Linked DNA regions of Mus musculus: regions 2 and 3 are each linked to region 1. The links are chromatin loops, found by intact Hi-C in ENCODE. Cell type or tissue: heart. All regions are shown on one strand.

The links. Hi-C counts contacts between places; a loop is a spot of excess contacts. Peaks named below come from ENCODE experiments on the same cell type or tissue, not always from the same donor. Only the 100,000 strongest peaks of a DNase experiment are listed, where the experiment ranks them.
Region 2: a loop joins it to region 1, with 16 times the contacts of the local background. A loop is called at or near these places in 8 of 42 quality-filtered maps.
Region 3: a loop joins it to region 1, with 3 times the contacts of the local background. A loop is called at or near these places in 8 of 42 quality-filtered maps.

The regions. Positions count from the first base shown.
Region 1 is chr7:133,781,922-133,784,421 of GRCm38, forward strand. The region is part of intron 1 of Fank1 (fibronectin type 3 and ankyrin repeat domains 1); the gene reads left to right. It also overlaps a transcript of Dhx32 not described here. Among named protein-coding and RNA genes, the nearest start is that of Fank1, 6.3 kb to the left of the region's middle. In heart, a CTCF peak has its summit at 1,355 (motif pointing left); DNase peaks (open chromatin) are centred at 920 and 1,300; H3K4me3 peaks cover 620 bases; H3K27ac peaks cover 882 bases.
Region 2 is chr7:133,668,079-133,670,578 of GRCm38, forward strand. All of the region lies in intron 24 of Edrf1 (erythroid differentiation regulatory factor 1), which reads left to right. Among named protein-coding and RNA genes, the nearest start is that of Mmp21, 11 kb to the right of the region's middle. In heart, a CTCF peak has its summit at 1,148 (motif pointing right); no DNase peak of the experiment used is centred here.
Region 3 is chr7:133,682,999-133,685,498 of GRCm38, forward strand. No RefSeq gene overlaps it. Among named protein-coding and RNA genes, the nearest start is that of Mmp21, 4.2 kb to the left of the region's middle. In heart, a CTCF peak has its summit at 1,324 (motif pointing right); no DNase peak of the experiment used is centred here.

The DNA.
Region 1 (2,500 bases):
CATCTTGTATGACCACGATGGCTATGACTGTATGCTCTACTGATATCTGCAGTGCCTCCCTCCCGCTCTGAAGCCCTTGAAGGTTCTTATTATGAACTAGCTGCCCTCACATAACACACTTTGGATCGTAGATCTATTCTGCTTGTTCAGTTCTTCCCAGCACAGTAGATGTCCTTGGAGCCGCCAGGGGAGTCCTCCCTCCTGCTCCAGTGGAAAGGACCCTCAGATCCTTCCAGTCTTCTTCTCCATCCACGCCCTCCCTGAATGTCTGACGTAGACGTCCCTCCTCCCTAAAACTTTTCCTGCCTCTGTACTTCCTGCTTTTCCTAGCATTAGTCACAGTTTAATTATTTCTTTAATTAAAAAACAAAACAAAACAAAAAAACCTACTTTCCTGCCATGTTGAATGGGCTAAAGAGGGCAGGATCCCCGCTTGCCTTCTTTTTCATTTTGTCCCAGGGTCCTTAAAACAAATATTTATGGAATGGATGACACTGCTTGGTTTTATTTCCCCAAGGGTACTGCACTTACAAAACCAGAGAGAGTAGTTTACTCTACAGCTGGGGGGGGGGGGGGTAAAGAATACCAATTATTTCATTTAGGTTACAATTCAAACCTTATTAAGAAGGAAATGCTTATATAAATCAAATTAAAAACTTAAAAAAAATTTTTTTTAAAGCAACACGTTTAGACAGCCTTATTTTTAAAATCCCCATCAAAACACTGAGAATCAAAGCAGTCCTGACCTGTGATGTCCAGTCAGCCACACAAAGGGACAGAGAGGCTCCGTGGTTGAAATTGTGTCACCCAGCTTGTCCCTGACAGCCTCTGCTTCCTGCTAATTTGGTTGTCCTTGGCCTCACTGGGCCAGGGAAACGCTGTTCCGACTTGTCTCCTTCGAAGCAGCCAACCAGATTCAAGGAGGGGCTCGTGCTTTCCAGCGGCTCCCAAGGAAGCCAAGAATGAGTCAGTGAATTCAGGTGCAAGAACGCACTCGGTAAACAAGGCCCAGCCGAGGTAGGGTGTACGCGTGGCTGGGTGAGAAGTCAGGAGCCTTAGAACACACTGCAGACCTTGTGGGAAGTTTCCCCTGAAACTAAGGGGCAAGCCTTTCTCAAGATCTAGGCGCCCAGTCTCTTATTTGTGTCCCTGACCCCTGACAGTTTGACCAGACCCCTGTCTTGTCATGTTCCTGGCACCTACCTACCCATCCACCTGTTCCTCCTTTACCACCTCTCCTGGGATGGCAGAAACGGCTCTTGCAGAGTACCTAGATCGGTACCAAGCATGGGCATGGTGGCTCACAACTGTCTTGTTAACTCTAATTCCATGAGGTTCCACAGCGCCCTCTTCTGGTCGCTACAGGCTCCTGTGCACATACAGCGAGTGCACGCCAATACATGCAGGCCCAACAGTCACATAAGATAAAAATGCATGTAAACACATAGACTGCTCATAGACGCCACCATTCCTTAGAATGTTTCTGCAGCAGTTCACCCTCTCTTAATCCCTGTCCCAGAGTTGATCTGTCTCCTTGGTACTGCTTCTACATGTTTTGTTTTGTGCTTTTTTTTTTTTTTCTTTCTCTGACATGCTGTGATCAGTTTCTTCTACAAGAAACGTCCTTAGGACAGGAACACTTTTCTTCTTTGAGACTGGGCTTCATGGATGTCTGGCTGGCCTTGAACTCTGTATGTAGCCAAGGATGATCGTGAATTTCTAGTCCTCCTGTCTCTGCTTCTCCAGTGCTAGGATGATAGGCCTGTGCCTCTGTGCCTTCTACTGTGGTGGAAGGTGAGAAAACATTCTCCAAGGTTGTCCTCTGACCTCCATGTGTGTGCTTGACATGCCCTCTGACCTCCGTGTGTGCTGTGACATGCCCTCTGACCTCCGTGTGTGCTGTGACATGTCCTCTGACCTCCGTGTGTGTGCTGTGACATGTCCTCTGACCTCCGTGTGTGCTGTGACATGTCCTCTGACCTCCGTGTATGCTGTGACATGTCCTCTGACCTCCGTGTGTGTGCTGTGACATGTCCTCTGACCTCCGTGTGTGTGCTGTGACATGTCCTCTGACCTCCGTGTGTGTGCTGTGACATGTCCTCTGACCTCCGTGTGTGCTGTGACATGTCCTCTGACCTCCGTGTGTGCTTGACATGTCCTCTGACCTCCGTGTGTGTGCTTGACATGTCCTCTGACCTCCGTGTGTGCTGTGACATGTCCTCTGACCTCCGTGTGTGCTGTGACATGTCCTCTGACCTCCGTGTGTGCTGTGACATGTCCTCTGACCTCCGTGTATGCTGTGACATGTCCTCTGACCTCCGTGTGTGCTTGACATGTCCTCTGACCTCCGTGTGTGTGCTGTGACATGTCCTCTGACCTCCGTGTGTGTGCTGTGACATGTCCTCTGACCTCCGTGTGTGCTGTGACATGTCCTCTGACATCCGTGTGTGTGCTGTGACATGTCCTCTGACCTCCGTGTGTGCTGTGACATGTCCTCTGA
Region 2 (2,500 bases), 110 kb before region 1:
GATATAAAGGTGCACACCTTTAATCCCAGCACTAGGGAGGCAGAGGCAGGTGGATTTCTGAGTTCGAGGCCAGCCTGGTCTACAGAGTGAGTTCCAGGACAGCCAGGGCTACACAGAGAAACCCTGTCTCCAAAAAGAAAGTTAGGGCGTCTGAAGCTGGGTAGTAGGAGGGAGATGGGTGGTCGGGTGCACAGCCAGGTGCCTCGGCTGATGTGTGTGCTGTTTCACCAGAGCTGTTCTTTGGCATCATTAACTTGAAATTGAGTACAAAGTTCTACATCAGGAGCATGATATACAAACACAAGTGCAGTCTAGCCCATATTACAGAAAATGAAAAACAGATAAAAGTCAAAGAAAATGCACCCACGTACATCATTGTTTCTAGTTAAATCTGTCTTACCATTTTATCTTGGGGTACAGATAAAGTAATTTTCGTTTTGTGACTCGGTGTTATGAGCTTTGACAACGTTTATTTAGCATTCCAAAAATTTCTGTCCACCACAACCATGTTGCAACAAAGTCCATCACTCCACAAATTGCTTCTTGGTGATGTTAAGCAATCTGATCTTGTACAATTTTGGAGTTTTCTCTTAGTGCCTCTCTCATTAATGGTCGTTTCAAGCCCATGAAGAAACCCCTCACTATCATCTCTGCCCAGCTTAGCTGTTATTTCTTGCCTGTACGGATATTTGTTCAGGAGTGTTGAAAACTGGACATCCGTTAGGACAGCAGAGGCTGGCTTGGTCTGCCTGAGAGGTTTCACCTGCCAGGTATTCCATTGAGTTCATTTTTTATATCTTGAACAGAGCTGCAGTTGAGAATTTCTTCTTAAACTGCAACCTTCTGTATAGCACAGGATCCAAGTTCCAACGAAGTAGATGCCCTCAGCTAAAGTTCCTCCTCTGATGTTTTTTACTTTGGTCAGTTCTAGCCCAAAATATTAAGTGGAAAATTCCATGATTTATTTGTTTTGTGCATACCTCAGTCTTCAAACTTATCCTTCTGAGGAGAACTTTTACTGGAGGAAGTCTCAAGTACGCAGCAAGGTGGTTTGGTATGTTCACTGCAGTTTAGTGCACCAGAAAGCAGAGTAAATAACACACAGTGGAGAAGAGAGATTCTTAGCTTTTACTGCCTAAAAACTTAACTGCAGGTAGGTTTGTAACATTTATTGGTGTCCACAAGGTGGCAGTGTGTGTGTGTGTGTGTGTGTGTGTGTGTGTGTGTGTGTGTGTGTGTGTATGTATGTATGTATGTAGGATCCTGTGAGCTAATTTAGTGATTTTTTTTTCCAGATTAGTGGTTTGGGTGATTGACTGACAGTTTCAGTCTTTTGATGTTTTTTTTTTAATATTTATTATATGTAAGTACACTGTAGCTGTCTTCAGACACTCCAGAAGAGGTCATCAGATCTCCTTACGGATGGTTGTGAGCCACCATGTGGTTGCTGGGATTTGACCTCTAGACCTTCGGAAGAGCAGTCGGGTGCTCTTACCCACTGAGCCATCTCACCAGCCCTTGATGTTTTATCACAATAGTTCTATGTATGGCTTATGTAATTTTTATTTCCAACCAGGTTATTAGTGTTGAAGAAATGATGTTTTTGATTTCTCTGTGTAGCCCTGGCTATTCTGGAACTCACTAGGTTAGACCACGCTGGCCTCAAACTCAGAGATCTACCTGCCTCTGTCTCCTAAGTGCTGAGATTAAAGATATATACCACCACACCTGGATTATTGAAGAAATTTTTTTTAAAGATTTATTTATTATTTATTCTATGTAAGTACACTGTAGCTGTCTTCAGACACACCAGAAGAGGGAGTCAGATCTCATTACGGATGGTTGTGAGCCACCATGTGGTTGCTGGGATTTGAACTCCGGACCTACGGAAGAGCAGTCGGGTACTCTTACCTGCTGAGCCATCTCACCAGCCCTTGAAGAAATTTTTAATCTAAAGTTTTCATGCAAGCCAAATGTCGTAGGAGCTGATCTGTGCGTTCAGGTTTATTGACCGAAAGGAACACAGCCCTCTGCAGGTTGGAGGCAGGTCACTGTGGTTGCTGAGTCGGGACTTTCTGTTGTGTTTCATTCGTGGTCGGTAAAAACAGCTAGCAAGTTTACTGTTGATAAAGCAGACCTAGCTGTGTTCTTTAAGAGAAAAGGAAATCAGAATGTGACCTTAACAGAAAGGAACATTAGTAGTTTATTTTGACTGCTGTTTCTCCCCATTAGCCTGAGGCAAAATAAGAAAGTGGGCTTAATAATTGAAAAGCTTAACTTAGGTTCTCAGAAATTAAAGTGAGCTTTAAGAAAATTAGGATTAATTTTCTTTTTTCTTTTTTTTTTTAAGATTTATTTTTATGTATATGAGTATTCTGTAGCAGTCTTCAGACACACCAGAAGAGGGTATCAGATCCTGTTACAGATGGTTGTGAACCACCATGTGGTTGCTGGAAATTGAACTCAGGACCTCTGGAAGAAGAGTCAGTGCTCTTAACTG
Region 3 (2,500 bases), 99 kb before region 1:
TTTGCTGGTCTCAAAGTTGACTGTTAAGGCCAGCTGGCACTGCTGGCACAGCAGCCTGTGCACAGGGTTCCTGTCCCAGTGCACCTCAGTTCCACACAGTCAGTCTGCTGTGGCACAAGCTCCCTATTTCTTGTGTGGTGGAATAGCGTTGTAATCCGAGATAGTGTCTGCCAGAGGGAGCGCTCAGTCAGCACAGCTGCTGGCCCGAGGCTCCTGCATAGTACCCGAGAAGCTGAATGCGAAGGTGCTTCCAGCATCCCTAGCACTGACTATCATGCTTGTGGAGAGAGAAAGAGAGACAGACAGAGAGAGAGAGAGAGAGAGAGAGAGAGAGAGAGAGAGAACGAACCAGGGAAGTTAAACACACAGCTTACCTCTCCACTGAAATGAGGTGTGTATCCGCTCAGGAATGATGCAGGGTTACAACTTGGTGATCCTTCGCTGTCTGATGAGAAGGGCTCTGCCCAAATGCCCCACAATTGATGTTTTTACCTATCCCAGACCCCTTCCTCTAAATCATGAATATTGCTTTTAGACCATAAAACCCATTCTTATAAATAATGCCACCTGTGCTTTACAATGGCCTAAGTGTAATCTTAGGAGCCAGGACAACCTTGTGCTATGCTTAAATATGGCTAAAGTAAAATGATCTGGGCCAGACTCTAGAAGTCCTGGTCCAGCACTGGTTACAAACAAATCAGGCTGAGCCTTCTTACCCCCCTGTGATTGTTTTCTCCCTGCCTGCTGTAAAGCCTGTAGGGGAATCACCATCACTTTCAAATCAGAGTCTGAGATGGGTTCTAAGATCTCATGCAAAACAACCACGGCGGCTTGCAGCTGCACCCCCCCGCCATGGATGAAGCACTTCTGTTCTTGTGTAGCTCCTGTGGCCCTGACAGGAGTTCCAAATGGCATTCACGTCCCTGTAAGCTCTTCTCCTCCCCATTAGTTGTATCATCACTTCGTGGCCAGCAGCAGTGACTGCAGCATGTTTAGGAATAAGGGTCATATCTTAAGGTAGGAAGCCAGAAGCCACACTTCCCCATTCCCTTCCTACCAGGCCCCTTCTCCCTCTCTCCCTCCTCCCACTTTGGTTTTTCCAGACAGGGTTTCTGTGTGTGGCCCTGGCTGTCCTGGAACTCGCTTTGTAGTCCAGGATGACCTTGAACTCACAGGGACCTGCCTGCCTCTGCCTCTCGAGAGCTAGGATTAAAGACGTGCGCCACCACCACCCCGCTTTTACCTCTTCTTCTCTTTTTAAGATGTATTTATTATGTATACAGCATTCTGCCTGCATGTATGCCTGCTGGCCAGAAGAGGGCACCAGATCCCATTACAGATGGTTATGAGCCACCATGTGGCTGCAGGCAATTGAGCCAGTGCTCTTAATCTTTGAGCCACCTCTCCAGCCCAGCTTCCATCTTTTTTTAAGGTTTATTTCCTTTTAAAGGCTATGTGTATATGTCTCTGTGGAGGGGGAGTCAGAGTTCCTGGAGCTGTAGTTACAGGTGGGTGTGAGCTGCTTGCCACGGGTGCTGGGAACTGACCTTGGTCCTCTGAAAGAGCAAAACATGCTCGGAACCATTGAGTAACCTCTAATTAACACTTATTTATTTAGCACCACACCATGTGTCGGGGTCAGAGGACGACCTGTGGGAGTCAGTTCTCACCTTCCACCCCGTGGATTCCAGAGACAGAACTTAGTTATAAAGTTGGCATCAAGGCCTTCACTCCACTGAGGCTCTGACAACTTGCTAGCCCTATAAAGATTAAAGATTCCATGAACATCTGGGGATTAAGAACCTACCATATCAAACTTAGAGGGACACACTCCAAACCATGCCCAAACCACAGCACTAAGCCACGGCACTAGACCCTTCTTCCTCTTCTGTGGTGGATGATGGTGAGGTGGCTCAGAGTTTCAGAGCTGCTCTGAGAGAGGATCAGATCACATGTGTAAGGCTTCCTGCATCGGGCTGGGCATGGTGTGCACATAAGCGAAGACGCCTTCCAACCTGGCCTTCCATGAAGTCAGCTGCATGAGTACACAGCCACCTTCCCTACCACCGGCCCACGAGCTGCTAAAAGACAAACACAGGTTTTCTCAATGCAGCTCAATCTAGTCCAGGATTACCTAGTAGAAACAGTCTGGGGACACAGTTTTCAGAGCTTTTCTGCAGGGCACTACATTTCTTTTTCTTTTTTTAAAGATTTATTTATGTATATGAGTACTCTGTAGCTGCACAGATGGTTGTGAGCCTTCATGTGGTTATTGGGAATTGAATTTAGGACCTCTGCTTGCTCTGGTCAGCCCCGCTCGCTCAGGCCCAAAGATTTATTTATTATTATAAATAAGTATACTGTTGCCGTCTTCAGACACGCCAGAAAAGGGAGTCAGATCCCATTACAGATGGCTGTGAGCCACCATGTGGTAGCTGAGATTTGAACTCAGGACCTTTGGAAGAGCAGTCAGTGCTGTTTACCCGCTGAGCCATCTCTC